Regions from separate parts of the Mus musculus genome. Here regions 1 and 2 are each linked to region 3. Evidence: chromatin loops called from intact Hi-C (ENCODE). Cell type or tissue: left cerebral cortex. All regions are shown on one strand. Links, peaks and the distances in the headings refer to the core of each region. The heading gives the core; the rest is flanking DNA.

Region 1 (7,879 bases), core at 1,202-6,201, 290 kb after region 3:
GTATAACATCTGTCCAGGCTCTTCTGGCTTTCATAGTCTCTGGTGAAAAATCTGGTATAATTCTGATAGGCTTGCCTTTATATGTTACTTGACCTTTTTCCCTTACTGCTTTTAGTATTCTATCTTTATTTAGTGCATTTGTTGTTCTGATTATTATGTGTCGGGAGGAATTTCTTTTCTGGTCCAGTCTATTTGGAGTTCTGTAGGCTTCTTGTATGTTCATAGGCATCTCTTTCTTTAGATTTGGGAAGTTTTCTTCAATAATTTTGTTGAAGATGTTTGCTGGTCCTTTGAGTTGAAAATCTTCATTCTCATCCACTCCTATTATCCGTAGGTTTGGTCTTCTTATTGTGTCCTGGATTTCCTGGATATTTTGAGTTAGGATCTTTTTGCATTTTCCATTTTCTTTGATTGTTGTGCCGATGTTCTCTATGGAATCTTCTGCACCTGAGATTCTCTCTTCCATCTCTTGTATTCTGTTGCTGATGCTCAAATCTATGGTTCCAGATTTCTTTCCTAGGGTTTCTATCTCCAGTGTTGCCTCACTTTGAGTTTTCTTTATTGTGTCTACTTCCCTTTTTAGGTCTAGTATGGTTTTGTTCATTTCCATCACCTGTTTGGATGTGTTTTCCTCTTTTTCTGTAAGAACTTCTACCTGTTTGATTGTGTTTTCCTGTTTTTCTTTAAGGACTTGTAACTCTTTAGCAGTGTTCTCCTGTATTTCTTTAAGTGAGTTATTAAAGTCCTTCTTGATGTCCTCTACCATCATCATGAAATATGCTTTTAAATCTAGGTCTAGGTTTTCGGGTGTGTTGGGGAGCCCTGGACTGGGCGAAGTGGGAGTGCTGGGTTCTGATGATGGTGAGTGGTCTTGGTTCCTGTTAGTAAGATTCCTACGTTTACCTTTCGCCATCTGGTAATCTCTGGAGTTAGTAGTTATAGTTGACTCTGTTTAGAGATTGTTCTTCTGGTGATTCTGTTACCGTCTATCAGCAGACCTGGGAGACAGATTCTCTCCTCTGAGTTTCAGTGCTCAGAGCACTCTCTGCTGGCAAGCTCTCTTACAGGGAAGGTGCGCAGATATCTTGTGTTTGGACCTCCTCCTGGCCGAAGAAGAAGGCCCAAACCAGGACCTTTCTCAGAAGCTGTGTTGCTTTGGCAGTTCTCAGAAGCTGTCAGCTTCTGTGGTGCAGACTCTCACCTGTGCAGACTAAATTCCTAAGTTCCACGGAGTCCCGGAACCAAGATGGTGACCGCTGGTGCTGAGGCTGAGGCCGCCTCCTGAGCCAGGCGGACACCTGTCCTCTGGTCCGGACGGTGGCCGGCTGTCTGCGGCCCGCAAAGGGTGCTGCCTCAGCGGCTCTGTGCTTCTGCCTTTCCCAGAAGCTGTCCGGTTCTCTGGCGCACCCTCTCACCTGTTCCCACTAATTTCCTAAGTTCCGCGGAGTCCCCCACAATGTCCATTTTGTATCCTTATTCTATTAGAGGGATGCTCTTAGGGAATAAACAAAATAGGTAAATGAAGTCGGTGTATCTGCTTCTGTAAAACTCACACTCTGGTATGGATAGAGACAAGGAAACTGGATAGTATAATAGATTCTGTAAATATTACAGTAGAGAAAGAGCAAGGAGTAATATGGCAGATAAGAGAGTACTTCAAGCAGGTGCTTGAAAGGTGTTATAAAAAAGTAGAATAGAAGTCAAGGCCAAATAGATGAGAACAAGGAACTCAAAGAAAAGAGACAAGCCATAGAATTTTCTTAAGCAAGAAAACAAAACAAAATCTCTAATTACATGAGCCTTCATCCAAGTGCAGCTTCAAAGGTCCAAAGCAAAAGAAGGAAGCTAAAAGCAAAAAGCCAAGTTAGAAGGCTGGTGCCCAAATCCAAGTAGGTAATGACAATGACTATAAGATAATAGCAGAAGAAACTGAGAAGACATAAGGGTTTCCCAAAACTTAACAGACCTTGCCATCATTTAGAGGAAGAAAAATGGATCAAAAGTGAATGTGGGCTGGAGGATGGGTTCACTTGCTGGTCTTGCAGAGGACCAGGGTTCAATTCTCAGCACCCATGTGGCAGCACGCAACTGTCCAGTAAGACTAATGCCCTCCATAGTACAAATATGAACTCATCGGCCTAACACTTATAAATATAAAATAATAAAATAAGCTCGGGGTGGTAACACAAACCTTTAGTCTCAGCCCTCAAGACACAGAGAATGGAGAATCTCCATGAGTTCAAGGCTACCCTGATCTACAGAGTAAGCCCCAAGAAAGCCAGGACTACATAGAGAGACCCTGCTTCAAAAACAAAGAAATAATAATAATAATAATAATAATAATCTATTTTAAATATCTATAAGGATGACTATGGGATTTCTGAGATAGGTTCAGAGTCTCAAGAATAAAATTTGATTTTACAGAGGTGTCAGTGAGCTAAGTACTTCTGTAGCAACCATAGTCCCAAAGGTCAGGAGAGGGATTTGGAATAGCCATGGACTTAGAGGTGATTAGCAGATAAACAAAACTAATATCTGGGAGTCAAGGACTGAGATGGCCCATTAAAAAGCAATGTGAAAGAAGGAAGGGAGGGGCTTAGACAGAAAACAGCAACATCTAAAGGAAAGGAGGAAGTAAACGTATTGTGAAGTCTGTGCGCCAGGCCTTGAGAAGAAAGCTCTCTGCAGCCAACCACACCACTCTTCCTTCCGAAAGCTCTAGTGAACTCAAGCAATTCTGATAATACTCAGTGGGTTGACCTAACTAGGCCAGGCTCAGATGCCAGCATAGTGAATAAAGCCAGGAAAAGCCAATGTGAGACTTCCAGGAGCCCCAGAAATTGGACAGAGATCTAAAACCTAAATGGACAAAAACAAGTGGGAAAATAAATGTTATGTGGCAAGTGAAAAGGATGGCGGGCCACACACACTGCAAACAGAAGTAAGAGCAGCTCCTCCAGTCTGAGGACGCAGCTCCAGACAGGAGGGAAGGTGTGAGGGTGCCTGTGTGTCCAGTAGAGCACAGTTCTCACGCAACATCTCTCCTTTCCCCTCATAACTATTATTAGTTTAAAGACGTTTTATAAGTATCTGCTGCTTCACTGAGTCAGACTTCCTTGACAAATATTTAGTAATGAACATTGTATTAGAAAGGACTTCATTGCTTTATCATTACTGAATGGACATAATAACAGTTTTAATAATCTTTTGCAAAATTATCTCAAGTCCCTATATCTTCTGGGGGACAAAATTTTAACTATGTTAAGGTGACTAAGTAATTATCAAATTTTAGGGTAACTAGTATGTAAAAATAGCTATGTGTGTGTGTGTATATATATCCCCACCTATACATTCATTTCAAGATTTTTTCACCCCCCAATGCTAAAAATGCAAACTATAAAGTCTTAATATAGAGAGAACTTTGTTGTGGAATGTCCAGAATGCTTACTCATAGATTAACCAGAGAGATACGGTTTTAATTAAATTAATAAACTTGTGTGAAGTGTGAAGAGGGCAGTGTATGAGGTGACTAGGAGATCATGCCGGGCATTAAAAGGGAGTTTTAAAATGTAATTGTTTTTCAGGATTAGATTAAATAAGCTTAATGGTCTTTGGTGTCAGAGGCAATTAGAAAACAACAGTTTACTGCTTCAGTTAAAAGTGATTTCTAAGACTTCTAACCTCTTCTCCCTGGGTGTCAGTTGCCTCTCCCGACGGAGTCACCTGGGAATCTGTGTGGCAGGGCGCCATCTACTGTGCACCTTTAGAACTGCGGCTTCCGACTTTCTTTGTGAGGCTTGGTCCTCTGGGTGAGGACAGCAATGATTTTCCTTGAGAGCTTTTACAAGTGCTATTTTTAAAAAAAAAAAAAGAAAGAAACAAATTAAAGATTACCGTGGATGCATTCAGATCCATAGGATTCAGATTTGAACAATTAAATTAGACAAGAAGTTTCCTTGCTGTGTGGAAATCAGTTTGTAAAACTGGTGATTACATTCTTGGCATCGCTGAGAACAGACAAACATTCTGGAGGTTGTTTTCCTTTTTAATCAAATCCCAAAGCATACAATTCTAATTAAGATGTCTGAATTATGTATTGTACAAGAAAGAGGAATATTCATGTAGGCTTGTTTTATTTATAAAAGAATGTTTGCATGACTCTCTTCTGCTACGGTCAGACATCAATTATTTAAAGTCAAGCCTTACATTTGGCCCAGTCTCTCCTTCTTTAATGTTAGTACCTAACTTCCAGCCAGTCTTCTGCAACAATGATGCCACAGAAGAGGAGAGATGCATGATACTGAACCATCACAGGAAGCGTTTTAGCTGAGCTTGGAAACAGTACAGATAAACAAAGCAAGAAATTTTGATGGGATGCATAGTACATCCAACTCACCAAATCACCAGAACTACCCGATGTTGGAAGCCGACACGGGGCTCACATGAACCAGGTTTCACCTGGGAGGCAAGCGGGAGCTGAAAAGACAAGGGAACTAGGCAATGGAGCTAAGTCAAGATTCCTGATCAAAGCTCAAATGTTCAATGGCAAATGCACTTATAAACGGAGTTGGGGGGGGGGCATTCCTGCCAATTCATTCTTGGAGCCTGGAACCAGCTGCAGGTGACAACAACGCTGCAGGATAGGGTGCAGTCTCCGGAATAGCTCAGAGGCCTCTCAGCAGGTAGCAGTGGCTGAACAATAGAGTGATCTAGGGAGGAAGGCTCCACCCTAGGTAATCTCCTTAGTGGCAGCAAGGTCAAGTTCTGGCTCAGCCTGCTTGGAGGCTGGGGGAGGCTACAACCGGAGTCTCTGGTGGTCTTCAAGATAATATAGCTGTTTGCAAGCCATGTCTTGTGTACACAGGCACAGGTACATAATAATGCTGAGCTATTGCCTGCCAGCCAAGGCTAGAGAAGCTCTATGCATTAAGAGTTTGAATGTCAGCCAGGCGTGGTGGCGCACGCCTTTAATCCCAGCACTCAGGAGGCAGAGGCAGGTGGATTTCTGAGTTCGAGAAGAAGAAGAAGAAGAAGAAGAAGAAGAAGAAGAAGAAGAAGAAGAAGAAGAAGAAGAAGAAGAAGACGACACCAGAGTCTTGATGGGCATGGGGAAAAGAGGGCACAGGTTGAGGGAAAGAGGAAGAAACGGGTGTCTTGGATGGCAAGGGGAAAAGAGGAGAGAATAAAAAGGTCCTCAAAAAGAGGTAGGTGTTCCTCTGCTCACTCTTGGTCTTATCCTTAGTCTTCTCCTCTGAAGATTGAGGGGACTCTTTAAAGACACAATTTCATGAGTAACAAGAATGCATTCCAAAAATATAGCTGTCTTTTGCTAACTTGTCAAATGAGAATCTCTTAACACAGTTAAAACACTGAATTAACACATGGAGGATAACTAAAATCCTTAACCTCCCTTAGAAAGATTGCAAATCCAAGCTTATATGGGGTATATAGGTCTGGTATTATTTTCACTAAGACTAGGAGGGTTTGAGAAAATGGTGGTAAAATTGTGTACTGAATGCCATTCAGTGGTGGCAAGGCTGAAGTCAGACCTATACCATAATGTGGTTTTCCACTGAAGCTACTTGGCAACCATCAGACACATTCTAACATTCAATTCCTTGATTAGGTCAATGTCAGATATTTGCTCTGTTGACTTATTATTATAAATTTAGTAGTAAAATTAGAGGTTTTATTAAATTTAAGTTAGAAGTAAATTAAAACTACAAGTTCAGTATTGGAGATGAGAGTCTGGTTTCCAGGAATCTCTTTCTAACTATGTGGACCCAGGGCAATGTATTTAACCTTTCAGACTAATTCTCTCCAGATGTAAACTGGGAGTCAAGAAATTATAGAGATGTAAGAAATAGCATGTGTGAAGGATTGATGGTTCTAGCATGTAGATGCCTCCCTAGTTACCACAGTGGTTACATGGAAGATGGGGAATTTATCTCTGCATCTCATACATTTACTGCCATTTGCTCAGCATTTACCCAACTAGAAATAAGTATGCTTTCTTTTTCTTTGTTTTTTTTTAATTCTTATTTGTATTGACCACCAGGATGTGTGTCACTTAATGTCTTTGACCTCCTGCTACCACATTTACACTGGGTATGTTACACAAATCACCTACTAACCCATATTGTTTGAAATTGAGTCCATCCTGACCCATCCAGTTCAACTAACATGGTTATAAAGTTTTTTTTTTTTAACCTTCTAAAGACTCCTCCACGATTTCTTTGTCAGCACTGGACATACTGTAATGGGGTTTCAGGGTTCTTATCTCAGAAGGACAACTGAGGGGCTCTCTTGGCCCCTAGTTTGATTCTTGATGAGGATAAAGCAAGCCCTAGTCAGGTGAATGCTAAGAGAGCACCAGCACTGGACAGGAAATTGAGTGAATGTCAACTAGAGAAGTTCAAAGGCTAATTTTAAGGTCAGGGTAATAGAGATGAAGATATTCTTTGGATTTTTGTTGTTTTGTTTTGTTTCTTTTGGATTTTTTGTTTTGGGGGTTTTTTGTTTGTTTGTTTGGTTGGTTGGTTTTGTTTTACTTTGTTGTAAAAGAAAACTAGTGGTAGTAGAGATAATGAATTGTCTCTTCACTGTCTTCATTATGGTGATTGAATCTCTGGGTCCCCAACTGACCCGTCCAGCAGGTCCAGTTATTGAGGGTCTCGAGGGGACCTTCTCCTAAGAACCAAATGGGGGGAGGGAGAGACGGACACCAAGTGCAGGAAGTGTCACTGTATTCAGCAAGGCTCAAAGCTTAAATGCACAAGCAAAAGGGGAAGTACTTCTCAGCAGGAGGAATGGGTCAATGGAAATGCACAAGCAAAGGAGGAAATACTTCTCAGCAGGAGGGATGGCAGCGGAATTTTTTTTTTTTTTGGCAACTATATGGGGAAGCAGGAACTTGGTGGTATCAGGGTACATCTTGTGGTCAGGACATCTGGCGCTGACTTAGGGCTGGAACATTCTGTGGTTGTTCTCGGAACGGTGCGTCGGTGGCCCGCTTTTGACTCCCTTTTCTTCTCGGGGGGAGAGGCCCAATTCAGAGATCAAGACAATAGAGTTGTCTTAATAGCTCCCAACTAGTCCACATAACCATGAAGGTTTTCTTTCAAATTTATGAAAGAAGCCTTTAGTAGTTACAGACAGTGAGAGAACATTTTATGAACAGCTTCCCTATTATCACGGTTCATGACACTTACAATGCAATTATTGTGGGACATATCATAACATAATTGAGTCTCTAAAACTGAAAATGAGAGGTAACGAGATACAATTCACAAGCCACATGAAACTCAAGAAGAAGGAAGACCAAAGTGTGAATACTTCGATCCTTCTTAAAAGGGGGAACAAAATACCCATGAAAGGAGTTACAGAGACTAAGTGTGGAGCAGAGACTGAAGGAAAGGCCATCCAGAGACTGCCCTACCTGGGGATCCATCCCATATACAAACACCAAACCCAGACAATTTTGTGGATGCCAACAAATGATTTCTGACAGAAGTCTGTTATAGCTGTCTCCTGAGAGGCTCCACCAGTGCCTGACAAATACAGAGGTGGATGCTTGCAGCCTACCATTGAACTGAGCACAGGGTCCCCAATGAAGGAGCTAGAGAAAGGACCCAATGAGCTGAAGGGGTTTGCAGCCCCATAGGAGGAATAACAATATGAACTAACCAGTACCCCCAGAGCTCCCTGGGACTAAACCACCAAACAAAGAGTACACATGGTGGACTCATGGCTCCAGCTGCATATGTAGCAGAGGGTGGTCTAGTTGGTCATCAATGGGAGGAAAGGCCCTTGATCCTGTGAAGGCTCTATGCCCCAGTGTAGGGGAATGCCAGGACCAGAAAGCTGAAGTGAGTGGGTT
Region 2 (7,879 bases), core at 1,202-6,201, 1.5 Mb before region 3:
TCTCACCAGAAACTATGAAAGCCAGAAGATTCTAGGCAGATGTTATGCAGACCCTAAGAGAACATAAATGCCAGCCCAGGTTACTATACCCAGCAAAGCTATCAATTACCACAGATGGAGAAACCAAAGTATTCCATGACAAAACCAAATTCACAAAATATATTTCCATGAATCCAGCCCTTCAAAAGATAATAATGGAAAAACTCCAACACAAGGAGGGAAATTATGCCCTAGAAAAAGCAAGAAAGTAATTATTCAACAAACCTAAAAGAAGATAGCCCCAAGAACAGAATCCCAAATCTAACAACAAAAATAATAGGAAGCAACAATTACTTTCCCCTAATATCTCTTAATATCAATGGACTCAATTCCCCAATAAAAAGACATAGACTAACAGACTGGCTACACAAACAGGACCCAACATTCTGCTGCTTACAGGAAACCCATCTCAGGGAAAAAGACAGACACTACCTCAGAGTGAAAGGCTGGAAAACAATTCTCCAAGCAAATGGTCTGAAGAAACAAGCTGGAGTAGCCATTCTAATATCGGATAAAATCGACTTCCAACCCAAAGTTATCAAAAAAGACAAGGAGGGACACTTCATACTCATCAAAGGTAAAATCCTCCAAGAGGAACTCTCAATTCTGAATATCTACGCTCCAATGCAAGGGCAGCCACATTCATTAAAGACACTTTAGTAAAGCTCAAAGCACACATTGCACCTCATACAATAATAGTGGGAGACTTCAACATACCACTTTCATCAATGGACAGATCGTGGAAACAGAAACTAAACAGGGACACAGTGAAACTAACAGAAGTTATGAAACAAATGGTCCTGACAGATATCTACAGAACATTTTATCCTAAAACAAAAGGATATACCTTCTTCTCAGCACCTCACGGGACCTTCTCCAAAATTGACCATATAATTGGTCACAAAACAGGCCTCAACAGATACAAAATTATTGAAATTGTCCCATGTATCCTATCAGACCACCATGGCCTAAGACTGATCTTCAATAACAACATAAATAATGGAAAGCCAACATTCACGTGGAAACTGAACAACACTCTTCTCAATGATACCTTGGTCAAGGAAGGAATAAAGAAAGAAATTAAAGACTTTTTAGAGTTTAATGAAAATGAAGCCACAACGTACCCAAACCTATGGGACACAATGAAAGCATTTCTAAGAGGGAAACTCATAGCTCTGAGTGCCTCCAAGAAGAAACGGGAGAGAGCACATACTAGCAGCATGACAACACATCTAAAAGCCCTAGAAAAAAAGGAAGCAAATTCACCCAAGAGGAGTAGAAGGCAGGAAATAATCAAACTCAGGGGTGAAATCAACCAAGTGGAAACAAGAAGAACTATTCAAAGAATTAACCAAACGAGGAGTTGGTTCTTTGAGAAAATCAACAAGATAGATAAACCCTGGAAACAGAAACGAAACAGAGACACATTGAAACTAACAGAAGTTATGAAACAAATGGATTTAACAGATATCTACAGAACATTTTATCCTAAAACAAAAGGATATTCTTCTCAGCACCTCATGGTACCTTCTCAAAAATTGACCATATAATTAGTCACAAAACAGGCCTCAACAGATAAAAAAATATAGAAATAATCCCATATATCCTAGCAGATCATCATGGACTAAGGCTGATCTTCAATAACAACATGAATAATAGAAAGCCAACATTTACCTGGAAGCTGAACAACACTCTACTCAATAATAACTTGTTCAAAGAATAAATAAAGAAAGACATTAAAGACTTTTTAGAGTTTAATGAAAATGAAGCCACAACATACCCAAACTTATGGGACACAATGAAAGTATTCCTAACAGGAAAACACATAGCTCTGAGTGTTGCCAAAAAGAAAATAGAGAACATACACTAGCAGCTTGACAGCACACCTAAAAGTTCTAGAACAAAAGGAAACAAATTCACCCAAGAGGAGTAGATGGCAGGAAATAATCAAAATCAGGGCTGAAATCAACCAAGTGGAAACAAAAAGAATTATACAAAGAATCCTCCAAACCAGGAGCTGGTTCTTTGAGAAAATCAAAAAGATAGATAAACCCTTAGCCAGACTAACTAGAGGGCACAGGGACAGTATCCTAATTAACAAAATCAGAAATAAAAAAGGAGACATAACAACAGAACCTGAGGAAATCCAAAACATCATCAGATCCTTCTACAAAAGGCTATATACTCAACAAAACTGGAAAACCTGGATGAAATGGACAAATTTCTAGACAGATACCAGGTACCAAAGTTAAATCAGGATCAGATTAACGATCTAAACAGTCCCATTTTCCCTAAAGAAATAGAAGTAGGCATTAATAGTGTCCCAACCAAAAAAAGCACAGGACCAGATGAGTTTAGTGCAGACCTAATTCAAATAGACCTAATTCCAATCCTCCTCAAACTATTCCACAAAATAGAAACAGAAGGTACTCTACCCAATTCATTTTATGAAACCATAATTACTCTGATACCTAAACCACATAAACATACAACAAAGAAAGGGAACTTCAGACCAATTTCCCTTATGAATAGCAAAACAAAAATACTCATTAAAATTCTTGCAAACCAAATCCAAGAACTCATCAAAAACATCATCCATCATGATCAAGTATGCTTCATCCCAGGATGCAGGGATGGTTTAATAAAGAGAAATCCATCAACATAATCCACTATATAAACAAACTCAAAGTCAAAAAACACATGATCATCTTGTTAGATGCTGAGAAAGTATTTGACAAAATTCAACATCTATTCATGTCTTGGAACGATCAGGAATTCAAGATCAATACCTAAACAAAATAAAAGCAATATACAGCAAACCAGTAGCCAACATCAAATTAAATGGAGAGAAACTTGAAGCAATCCCAATAAAGTCAGGGACTAGACAGGCTGCCCACTTTCTCCCTATCTACTCAAGATAGTTCTTGAAATCCTAGCCAGAGCAATTAGATACAAATTGGAAAGGAAGAAGTCAAAATATCACTATATGCAGATGATATGATATAAGTGACCCTAATATATATATATATATATATATATATATATATATATATATATCCCTAAAAATTCCACCAGGTAACTCCTAAATCTGATAAACAGCTTCAGTGCAGTAGCTGGATATAAAATTAACTCAAACAAGTCAATGGCCTTTCTCTACACAAAGCATAAACAGGCCGAGAAAGAAATTAGGGAAACAACACCCTTCTCAATAGTCACAAATAATATAAAATACCTTGGTGTGACTCTAACTAAGGAAGTGAAAGATCTGTATGATAAGAACTTCAAGTCTTTGAAGAAAGAAATCAAAGAAGATCTCAGAAGATGGAAAGATCTCCCATGCTCATGGATTGGTAGGATTAATATTTTTAAAAAGGCTGTCTTGCTGAAAGCAATCTACAGATTCAATGCAATCTCCATCAAAATTGCAACTCTATTCTTCACAGAGTTAGAAAGGGCAATTTGCAAATTCATCTGGATTAACAGAAAACCTTGGATAGCAAAAACTCTTCTCAACAATAAAAGAACCTCTGGTAGGGGCTGGTGAGATGGCTCAGCAGGTAAGAGTACCCGACTGCTCTTCCAAAGGTCCTGAGTTCAAATCCCAGCAATCACATGTTAGCTCACAACCATCCGTAATGAAATCTGACTCCCTCTTCTGGTGTGTCTGAAGACAGCTACAGTGTACCTACATATAAAAATAAATAAATCTTAAAAAAAAAAAGAACCTCTGGTGGAATCACCATGCCTAACCTCAAGTTGTACTACAGAGCAATTGTAATAAAAACTGCATGGTATCCGTACAGAAAATGTCATTCTGATTGTTATTTAAAATGAGAACGAGATGTTTCCTGTTGGGTTCATTGTGATATTCAAGTAAATGGCTATGTAATGCAGCTAACAAGGTAAGAAGGCAAAGGGTTGTGGAATGGTGTGAGAAAAATGTCGTCCACTTCAGGTGTTTTTATCAATATCAGATGGGATGATTTCAAGCTTTTGTTGAATTTGATGCTTTCTGATTTCATATCAACAGATAATGGTACATACAGAAGCAGTCTTCCAAGGCTTCGTTTCCTGGAGGAAATGAATAAATTTTGGCAAGCTTATAGAAATACTAATTTCCTCGTATTTGACTAATTATAATCTTAAGGAAAAGATGGTCAAGTGGGTCAAGGAAAATGATTACTGTTTATGGTCATAGTAATGTAAATGTTAGAGTGGGAAATTCACAGCCTTCTAAGCTGCTCTGTTGCTTGTCTACTATGCTGCCGCAAGATGGCAGTGTCTCCCTATAGAACAAGGGTTGAAGAGTGTATGTTTTCCAGTAGTCAGTTGTTTAAACACACAGAAGCACAGTGCTAAGGAGCTTCTTTCTTTTCTAGATCTGAGGATATAACCCAGACCTTGCAAGGAAAGTGCCCAACCACGCAACTGAATCCCCAACCCAAGATTCTTTTGAATGTATAGTTTAATTTGGGTTACTGATGGAGGTTTTTCTGTAAATGAGATAATTTTTACACTAATTTCCAAGTTTATATCCATAAAGCACTGTGTCTGATAGCAAATCGCTATTTGAGAATTTTGTAGTTGGAAGTAGAGTAGAACCGCATATTAGAGTTGAAGGAATTTTTATTTTGGCCAGATGTAGAACATGTTAATATACATAATGGAGAGTGGAGAGCTGTCTTCCAGGAACTCAAGTAATATGGTGAAATTGAGATTTAAGGGAACTGGAACACTGTCCCACGGCTGCTGTTTCTGAATCTTTGAATAGAGTTATGAGTGAGGGGTGGGAGGGTGCCTGCCACCAACCAAGCACAAGGCCTGGTTTAGGCTCCGGAGCTCCATAGTCTGGACTGAATAAATGAGGGCGCAGTCTTGATGATAGTCTATTTGTTCATAGTAATTTAAGAGTATTTTATTCTAAATATTGAAAATGGGTGTATGACTTATATGATGTTATATTTTTTTTTTAAATAACAAAGAACCCCCCCCCCCACACACACACACACACATACAAAGTTATTAGCAGATAACAAGGCTGTTCTGCCTTGTGTCCAGTGCTTTGTGTTTAGGAACAAGGCGAACAAACTATGACTGTAACCTAAGTCTATATTTTTAAGTTGTGATGTGTTGGGTTTATTGATAAGTTTCTAGCATCAGTTGTGTATTATCTAACACGTCACCTTTTTCTCTCTTCAGAATTCAATATTTCAAGGGTCACTTCTCAGCCATGTGGCACTCAAAACTCAGAGCTCAAACACTAGCTGTTCACTGAGCCTGCCTGCTCAGTGCAGGTGCGGAGAGGCAGTGAATGTCATCAAAACCAAGCTGGGTGAGATGCCTCCTGTGCTACTCGGCGCTCAGGAGGGTGGACAGAAAAATCAAGTTCCAGGACAGCCTAGGACACAGTAAGCCCCTGACCCAAAACAATAAGCAAACACACAAACCGCGCTTCTACTTGACAAAGGCCTCTTTCTTCCAGAGAGGAAGCCACCAGGAGCCAGCAAAACCAACCACCGATTTGAAAAAAATGAGAAGCCCAACCTCACACTCACAATCCTTCTGCCTCAGCCTCCTGCACCAGCTCGATTTTTTTTTTTTTTTTAACTTACACTTAATGCTACAGGCTGTGTGAGAAAGTCATGTCATACCAACTACTCAAGCAACCCACCCTGGGTAAAGGTCAGGAGCACCCACCTCACGTGTATTTCAGAAGTCTTTTTCTTATTTAAAAGGCTAGAGCTGGGTGTGGTGGCAGGCACATGCCTTGAGTCCTAGCACCTGGGAGGCAGACACCTGTGGATCTCTCTGAGTTCAAGGCAAGGCTAGCCTGCTTTACAAAGCCAGTTCCAGATCAGCCAGAGATATGTACAGAGACTCCACCTCAAAATAAACAAACAGATAATATAATATAATACAATATAATATAATGTAATAAACATGATATACAATAGGCTGGATTTCAGGTAGCTTATAACCACCTGTAACTCCAGCCCTGGGAGTTGATGCTCTCTCCTGAACTCTGCATGCACCTGTAAACACATGTGCACAGACTCATTCAAGACCCACACAGACATTTATAATTAAAATAACTCTGTAAAACCACTTAAGGGGACAAAGTTCTTACATCTGTCTTCCCCTCGTCCTAGTTTAGCACCTACCGCCTAACATTGTTGCACTGGGGGTGAAGTGTCCAAGGCATGCCCTTTAGCTGATAACTAGGAATGTGTTCCCACCACTCCCTGCCTTATACAGAGCCTGACAAACCAGATTCCTTTCTGGACTTTAAGTCCTCATTAGTCCAGAGAGCCAATCTGGTTTGTCACAGTTGGATTTAAAGATGAAATGCTTTTGCCTTTCCTATGCTGTAAGATTGTTATGGCCTAAATCAATAGTATGTCTTTCAATCTTTTCCTCCTATCCCCCACCCCTACCCCAGCCCCACCATGCTGCCCTTGCACGTGTGATCCCCTGCCTCAATCTACTGAATGTTGTGATTTCAGGCATGTGCCACTATGTCCATTGTGTATTGGCAGTTAAGTATGGCATACTCTTCCTTATATCTAAACATTTACTCAATAGACATTTATCTTTTTAAAAGTTGTGGGGCTGGTGAGATGGCTCAGCAGGTAAGAGCACCCGACTGCTCTTCTGAAGGTCCAGAGTTCAAATCCCAGCAACCACATGGTGGCTCACAACCATCCGTAATGAGATCTGACGCCCTCTTCTGGAGTGTCTGTAGACAGCTACAGTGTACTTACATATAATAAATAATAAATAAATCTTTAAAAATGTTTTTAAAAAAAAAGTTGTGATTGGTGGACTATACTGAGTGTTGCTATTGAGAAAATACAAAGATCAGAAAGCAAAATTTACCTGCGCTCAGGGTGCAGGCAAGAGACAGAAGTTTGTAAGAAGATTGGGGTAATTATGGATTGAAAGAGATTGGGGTGAAGGGAGAGAAGAAGGGAGAGGGAAAGGGGAGGAGGAGGAGAGGGGGAGAGCAAAAGTGTGAGAGAGAGAGAGAGAGAGAGAGAGAGAGAGGTCTTAAGCAAAACCTAAGCCCTGCAGGAGCCATGTATTTAGGAAGCAGTCAGCATCCCCAGTTGAGACAGTGTCTGGGGACCGCCCACCTCCTACTCCAGGACTGCGAACTGAGATCTAGACAGTGACAGGCACCCTGCATCTCTGTAGAATGCGAGGACTCACTAGATTACTACCGAGGTACTTGCTTGAAATGTGCTGTCCACTGGAGTTCCAAGGAAAGCAATTCAGAAAAGACATCCCCTGGGAGAAACTAGCAGAGACTGGCTGAGCTGCTCAGAGCATAAAGAGAAGCCATGCTGCTGACCTCTGTGCACTGCAGGGTCCTGGCAGTTGACAGAGGGTGATGCCAGAGCTCTGGCTGGAGAAGTCCAAGAGAAAAACTCTTCATTCTTCCCTCTAGCATCTTCTATCAATGAAGCTTTACATTGTGACAGCCAGAAAAGGGGAAACATTTTAAAGGGTCAAGTTTTAACATTGCAGCAGAGGCAATGAAAGATGTATTTCAAGTAGAGAGCAGTAAGTTGACTGCTGGAATGTTTCGTTTTCCAAAAGGTTCTTTGTACATTGTAGCTATTGTGTACAGGGTAGAGTTCTTATGGTCTAGACCACACCCTCCCTTTAGCCCCTACTGCACAGAATCACTGTGTTGGGGATGAGGTTTCCGAAGTATGACTTTGGGAGGCCATAGAATTAGCTAACAGCTGTGAATGTAAGGTTGGATAGATCCACGTCACCTTTGGCTTTCTTCACTCTTTGAATGCCCTTCACCATCCTCAGCCACTGTTTCCACCTT
Region 3 (7,879 bases), core at 919-5,918:
TATACCAGGTCACTATTATCTGTATCACACTTCAATCTTCAATTATTTACAAAACACTGCAATAAAATGAATGGACTTTCCATATACATAACCAAGGTTCTAATTTATACTTTCTCATTATTGAACATTACATTGGTAGAAATTAAGATCTATTTATTTATCTTTATCTATTTGAGTGTGCGAATGCGTCATGAGTATGTGGTGTGTGCACATGTATGTGTGACAGAACATGCACCTGTGTCCAAAGTGTCAGGTACTCACCCTTCCCTATCACTCTCTACATATCCTTTTGAGACTCTCCCTTTCAGCTAGAAGCCAGCCACTACCACTGATCCCAGGGTCTCTACCTTCCTAGAATCTAAATCTACAGGCATACACTGGACTCTTGCCTTGCCACCTGGGTGCTATTAGAATCTGAACTATTTGGAACTATACCACCAATCAAAGAAAACACATGGTGGAACTTGTGACTCTAGCTATATATGTAGCAGAGGATGGCATAGTCGGTCATCAATGGGAGGAGAGGCCCTTGGTCATGTGAAGGCTCCAGGCCCCAGTATAGGGGAATATCAGGACCAGGAATGGGAGTGGGTGGGTTGGAGAGCACGGGAAGGGAGATAGGGGATTTTCTGAGGAGAAACTAGGAAAGGAGATAACATTTGAAATGTAAATAAAGAAAATATCTAATAGAAAAAAAGAATCTGAACTATTGTCTCATGTCTGAATAGTTAGCACTCTCAACCCCTCCTCTATCTTTCCAGCACCCATTAACAGACTCTAATACTCAGTTTCCATCAACTATAAAATGGATGTAAATATATGTCTTGTACATCTCATTGTAATAGTACTGAAAGATTATATTAATTGGCTATATGCACTTTTCCCAAAGCACAAATTATATGTATTTGAATTTTAAAAAATTAAAGCAGGCAGGTTTACTGTTCTCTTGAGTTTGAAGAAATAATGCTAAAACACTCATCAAACTGTCTAAAGTACATATCCAATAAATTACTAATTAAATAAGTAATAATTGTAATGACTTGATACAAATAGTTAAAAATTTAAGCTAAAATTTTAATCTGATTATAGGGCTTAAAAAGTTAACATACCCTACTGTTTCATTCACTTATAGGAAACTTACAATAAGAATATGACCCAGGATATGCCTTTATACATTCTTTAGCAACTTAATATCATTTACTAAACAACTGAAGAAGGGCTTTTCATTTCAATGCAAGGTTCTCTTTTATATTAAGGGAGCTGTTTCTCCCCATGGCCCTGTTTTGAGTGGAGGAGGAGCAAAAGATCCTTAGAGATAAGAATCAAATGACCTTCTTTAAGGGTCATTTGGAATTGGAGGCCAATGTAACAGTTCTTGCTGATGGATTTCTACACAGTTACTGGCGACTAACAGTCTATGGTAAATAGAATCTAGGGAAACACAAACCTGGGTCTGTCTGCCAATTCATTATAAGAGGTGTGTGGCCTGAACCTCTGACCTTTGTGGTGAAGGTCCCCTCTTTGTCCCGTTTTCTCTGTAGCACTATGGTGGCCACTGGCTTTGCTTTCTTTCTCCCATCCTGTCCCAACTCACCCCTGCTCCAACATCAAATCATACTTATTTTGTTTTCCACATCTGGTCTTTGCTCAGTTGATAATACTTCCTGGCAGGATGAACCATGGAAGGAAAATAAACACCATGTGTTGCTGGGACTACAAGTGATGCTCTCTTTCTCTGATGTCCCAAAGCTTGTTTCTCTTACAGAGCTGCCCCTAAGAGCACCATGAAAACACCGCCATGATGAGTTTGCTAAAGTTGCATACACAAGCACATAGGTAAACCAAATAATGTAACACATTAAAGTCAAGACTCAAGATGAAGGGAAATGTTCGGTCGATGAGTATCTGCTAGGAAAAACCAAACTTAACACCAAGGAGAGCAAACCCAATGTTTTCTGAATTCCTTGCTGCCTTTGAGTGTCAGAAGCTGGAGGATTGCAGTTTAGTGATCCCTCATGTCTGCAAACTCAGTTATCAGCTAAATTGGGTAAACATTATACCAACATACAAATATGTACATGTGTACATGTGCCGTGTGCTCAGTTCATAACACTTTGAGGAGCTTAATCATAAAATCTGAAAAATTCCTATTTATGATCTTCCTAAAAGAATTAACAAAAGTTCTTCTGGGTATTTAAACATATGTGTAAGGTTGGTTTTAATTTTACAATGTATCCTTTTACTTTAAGCAAACAAATAGTAGTAGTAGTAGTAGTAGTCGTAGTAGTAGTAGTAGTAGTAGTAGTAGTAGTAGTAGTAGTAGTAGTAGTAGTAGTAAATGATTGGCCTCATGGAGGTTATACTGATTTTTTTAAAGTTTATAATATAATTGTTAGGCTAGACAATACCATTCCTTTTCTGTATCTCCTCTCAAAACTCTAGAAATGAGTTCACAGTTGTGAATGTGGAAAAAAATTGTGTACTGCTTCCACAAGTGCTAACTGTGAGCTGGGAGAAAATTAGTCCATTTGCAGGCATTGGAAAACCAGGGAATCATTCCATTGTCAAGACAAGAACCAGCAGCTGCTTTGGATTCCATGTATTTCAAGGACAAATCATTCATTGACTCCTTTGACACCCAAAGTATGCCAATAATTCAATGTATTAGTTGGATGCAAATTTCATACAATAAGGTATGGAAAGCAAACTGTAATTGGGAGTGCTTGTGTGAATGGAGCTCTGTCCTTTGACAGAGCCCATTGTTGAACAGCAGCCTGAACCCCCGACCCTTTACTTTGCAAGGATACAATAGCCTTTGATATGAGGTGGTGGGAAAAAGACTTAGACACTCATTTCACATTCAGTTGCAATTCATCAGTTTGGCGGGGACTTTTAGCAGCTTTAATGACCACAGCAATTGATGGTTAAATCAATTTGTGCCGGTGACAGCATGGCTGGCCTCTAGACTGTAACAATCCAGGATTGCGCCAGGCAGAAAAGACTCTGTTATTCAGATGTGCGCGGTTCCTACTCTGCTCAGAGAGAGAACAATGAGAGAGTCTCTGGCTCAGGCAAGCTGGAAAACGTTCACATTCACTCCACTGCCTGCGCAATGTTGTGGCTTCTCTGTAAGGAGGTGCAGCGCATTTCATTCCCGTAAGTATTGTTGCGAGTAAAAATATACAGACGACAAAGATTTCTAACGTTTAACTATATCCTGAGAGATAGTAACAAACCAGAAAGAATTTAACCTTTGATTCCTTGATCGAACTGGGTGGTCCTACTCCTGCCACCACTGCGCACCCCTCCTCCACTTCCCCTCAAAAAAATTAGAAAAGGGAAAGAGAAAAGCAGCAGCAGAGATTACGATAGAGGAGGCTTATGTTTAGGAGGGAAAGGTGAGAAAACAACCCCACAGTATTTTGTGTAAAAAAGGAGGGAATATTGCTCCCTCTTCTGTTGATCAGAGGTATTTTTTTCCTAGTAATGATTTAAAAATACATGTTTACTGTGAAAATATGTAAATGTCAGCATAGTTCACTGAGTTGAACTGACCTGTTCAAGTTTCTTAAAATAAAAAGGCAAAGTAAGTATTTTTTTTTTAAGCTAAACCTACGTTTAACATTTAGGAATTCTGCAGGCATAACTGGCAATTTTTAAATGGGGAGAAGGATAAAATATCATCACAACAACATTAATTTTGGTTTAGTTTCATCAGTGAATTGCGTCATTAAATATAGGAATCAAGAATTAAACCATAAGCAAGACTTTTAAATTCTACAGAAAATGTGCAGCCTAAAACATACCTGTAAGATTAAGCAATGTGAAGCCAACATATTATTTGTATATCTGAATACTAATTAATGTCTGGCATAACGTAAGATACACAGATGACTGTAACAAACATGCAACTAAAGCTAATTAAAGGAAAGTTTCTTGTTTTTAAACATGTGTTAATGCTGCATTTATTAAACAAAATTTTTTAAGTAAAAAAAAAATAGTATACAAAAAGTATTAAATTCTACTCTGGACTGGATAAAATTGACTGTAAGGGTGGACTCTGACCCTGAGTTGCCTTTTATGTCCTATTAAGAATTAGACCAAATGATACAATTTTATTTTAGAGCTATGGTGGAGAAAAAAGAAAAGAAACCATGTCCAGAATATAAGCAGATCCATGGGAAATGGATGGCCCCGACTCGAAGCTATGGTGTTGTGGGAAAAAATGTAAACAAGGTTTTCGAACAGATTTGTCTAAACATTGAAAGAATATTGAGTCTGTACAGAGGAGGTCTTGGCACTGAGTCCAGAGCTGTGCTTGGTAACTGGGGAGGGTAGAGAAAAGGAGGAGAGTTTCCATGGCAACACTGGTGCTGAGCATAAATGGAACAGGCATGCATCTTCCCAAGGGAGGACTGGAGGGTGGAAAGTGGAAACGAGGGGTAAGGGCGGTAGGGCCCCCATGAAGATACTTTATGCTGAATAAGTGTTTTGTGTAACTGTGTGGCATGCTGGACATCACTGTGTGCATTCTGAGAGATATGAGACCTCTTAAAAACACTGCTGCCATGATCCAAGACAGTTCTAGGTGGAAATAAATGTTGTCTTACCATTTCTAGAGTGAACACAAATACACTGAACCCATCTTGCTTCTGATTTTGTTATGTCCCTTCAAAGTAGAATGAGAGGTGACATGAGTAAAGCTTTTTACAGATTATTTTTCTTTATTCTTGAGAGTCGTATGGAAATAACCCTATTTCCTTCTCTTAGCTGCAAAGGCAGGAAGATATGATTTCTCATTATTTTGAATGTGAAACTATGATTCACAACTTTGACACTGTTTCACCTTTCACAAGAAAGCATCCTCGTTCAAGGAACAAGATAAAATGAAAGTGAACATCATTTACCTGACTAGATTATCATTATTAATAATTTTATCTCATTGTAAATGCTTCAGTGTCAAGATTAAATTAGGATGGCATCAAGAAGAGGTGATAAGTTGCAGGCTAAACGCTATGGCATACTATGAAGTCAGCTTATGACCATACTTTCATTAGAAGTGAGATTGTGGCACCAACTTGCAGAGAGCACAATGCCACAGTACCATACAGGCTTTAATGTGTGTGAGCTACATTTGTGCCCAACACATTAAAAGCTCTGAGCTGTGACGTATGATATTTATGTCTATGAACTTTGTGAGAATGGTAGTCTCCATAAGAGAGCCTATGTACATATATCAGATGCTCAAGGCAGGTTTATTAACTTCCCAGAGAATCAGATAGATCATCTTCTGATCAAAACTATGAGAGCACATAAATGCACCAAAGTGGACATTTATTTACTATCATCAATATAGTATCCAACATGCATAGTTGTCTTACTTAATGCTCACAGATTTCTCAGTATGTCACAATGTGGTTCTCATCTTACAAGTAAGAGTGGAGAGACCCTCAAAGTTTAAATTATGTTAAATTTATATCTCTGAAGAAGCTGGAATTCCAGCCCAGTCCTACCTAACTCATTTATCTTATGACCCTTCAAGTTTCTCATATTTCTCTATACCAAAGAGTACTTTGATATAAAAAAGACTACCTTGTCCTCATCAGAAAAACTGAAGTACAGAGAATTCATTCACTATAATAACTCTGCTCTTTAGTCCTTCAAATCTCAAAAAATACATCTCAGTTCCCATTGCGCCTGAGATTTCAGAAGCCAGTGAAAGCCAGGAACTAGAATACAAAGTTGAACTAACTATCCAAGTGCAAAACCAAGATTTTGACATATGACAAATGGTTCCTGGCAATTGTGAGCAGAATAACAATGAATATTAATGGGCAAGTTTCTCTTCAGTCAGATGTATAGTCCTTGATACAAGCTTAGGGGTAGGATATAGCTGAATGATGTGGTAAATATATTTCTGGCTTTTCTCAGAATCTCTGCACTGATTTCCATAGTGGTTACACCAGTTTATGCTATCACCAGTAATGCATAAATGTTTCCTTTTCTATATGTCTATGCCAACATACTGTTACTTGGTTTTGTAATTTGTTTGTTTAGTGTTAAAATTATACATTCTAACTGGAGCTATTCACACTTGTCACACTGGGGCCATTCAATGTGGTTTTAATTTGCTCTTCTTGATGGATAATGATTGATGAGTGGTTGGTTTTTATTGTTGCTGTTCTTGTTTGTTTTTGTAAAATAAGATTTATTTATTTATTTATTTATTTATTTATTTAATGAGTATGAAAGGTTTTCCTGGATATATGTCTGTGCACACAGTGCCTGAGGAGGGCAGAAGATGGCATCAGATCAACTGGAGTGATGGGATTGTGTCTTAGGGTTTCATTGCTGTGAAGAGACACCGCAACCAAGGCAACTCTTATAATTAAAGCTTGATTACAGTTTAGCAGTTTTAGTCCATTGTTAGTATGATGAGAAGCATGGCATCCTACAGGAAAACATGGCACTGTAGGAGTCAAGAGTTCTGCATCTTGATCAGCATGTATCAAGGAAAGAACTGGCTTGAGCTTCAGAGACCTCGAAGCCCACCTCCACAGTGACACACTTCCTCCAACAAGGCCACACCTCCTAATAGTGCCACTCCCATGGGCCACACATTCAAACACATGAGTCTATGGGGGCCTTACCTATTCAAACAAGATGTAAGCCAGTATGTGAGTTTTGACACCTGAAACCAGGTTGTCTGCAAGAGCAATATGCACTCTTAAACTCTTAAATGTCTCTCCAAACCCCTGAACATTTTAAAAAATGTTTCTCAGCCATTTATGTTTCAACTTTTGACAACTCTGCTTAGCTCAATGTTGCATTTTTAGTTCGACTGTTAATTTTTTTTTGTTTTTTTCTTTGTTGTTCTTGTTGTTCTTTGTATATTCTAGATATCAGTCCTCTGCCAAATGGAAGCAGCCTATATGACCATCAGATAGTCAATGAATAATGAAAATATGGAATATTTACACAATGACATGTGTTCAGCAGTTAAGAAAACCAAAATTCACAAGTAAATGGGTGGAACTGGAAATAACCATTCTATGTGAGGTAATCCAGACCCAGAAAAACAAATAACTCATAATTTTTCTCATGTGAATATTAGCTTTGACTCTTTAGATATGCATGCTCCACTTTAAATACTCACAGATGTTAGAAAACTAGTGAGAGAGCATGGTAAAGGAGGAGAGAATCACTCAAGGAATGGGAAATAGAATCCAGTAGTGACATAATGCAAAAAAAAAAAAAATGGGGAATGATGATCCAGGAAAGATTAAATGGTTGGGGATAGTAAGAGTAGAGCATGGAATATGGAGAGGACTAAATACCACTAAAGACCTTTTGAAAAGCCATGTGAAAACCTAGTACTGTAAAATAGATACATATATGCATATAAAAGTATTTTAAATTGGGATACTCTATAACTGGAGGTCAATACCCCAACTAAATACCACATGGTAGCAAATAAAAACCCAGTATCAGAAACGGATTACATCATTTTGAGTTGTTGGCCAAAGGTGATCCATAAACCTTCATACAATTACAGACTATTTCCAGTGCTCTTGGGTCCCCTCCAAGACTCTTTGGGAAGATACTGTTGAAGATACACATATTGTGTGAAGTCACACAATATGGAAAATCAGAGAGGTACTGAACTGGAGGCTTCATTCTTACTGGCCAGCTTTCAGAATATTGGAAAGTACCATGCATACTACTGGAGGAGAAAAATAATTATCTATCTCACACAGTTATCTCATCATGAAAGCAATGATAGCATCTGGCCAAGCAAGATATGCATGATGAAGTAGAGGGATAGCATGAAATCCCATCACTAGCTTAAGAGCTATTGGAATTTCACACATGCTAGGAG

The links. Hi-C counts contacts between places; a loop is a spot of excess contacts. Peaks named below come from ENCODE experiments on the same cell type or tissue, not always from the same donor. Only the 100,000 strongest peaks of a DNase experiment are listed, where the experiment ranks them.
Region 1: a loop joins it to region 3, with 2.4 times the contacts of the local background. A loop is called at or near these places in 2 of 42 quality-filtered maps.
Region 2: it touches region 3 in a loop (2.9-fold over the local background); 10 of 42 quality-filtered maps call a loop at or near these places.

What each region holds. Positions count from the first base shown.
Region 1 is chr10:38,845,569-38,853,447 of GRCm38, forward strand. No RefSeq gene overlaps it. Among named protein-coding and RNA genes, the nearest start is that of Rfpl4b, 28 kb to the left of the region's middle. In left cerebral cortex, for the core only: a CTCF peak has its summit at 3,755 (motif pointing left); DNase peaks (open chromatin) are centred at 2,770 and 3,750.
Region 2 is chr10:37,010,147-37,018,025 of GRCm38, forward strand. No RefSeq gene overlaps it. Among named protein-coding and RNA genes, the nearest start is that of Hdac2, 40 kb to the left of the region's middle. In left cerebral cortex, for the core only: a CTCF peak has its summit at 4,297 (motif pointing right); a DNase peak (open chromatin) is centred at 4,328.
Region 3 is chr10:38,550,935-38,558,813 of GRCm38, forward strand. No RefSeq gene overlaps it. Among named protein-coding and RNA genes, the nearest start is that of Gm22911, 61 kb to the right of the region's middle. In left cerebral cortex, for the core only: a CTCF peak has its summit at 3,464 (motif pointing left); DNase peaks (open chromatin) are centred at 3,070, 3,340 and 4,343; H3K4me3 peaks cover 555 bases; H3K27ac peaks cover 986 bases.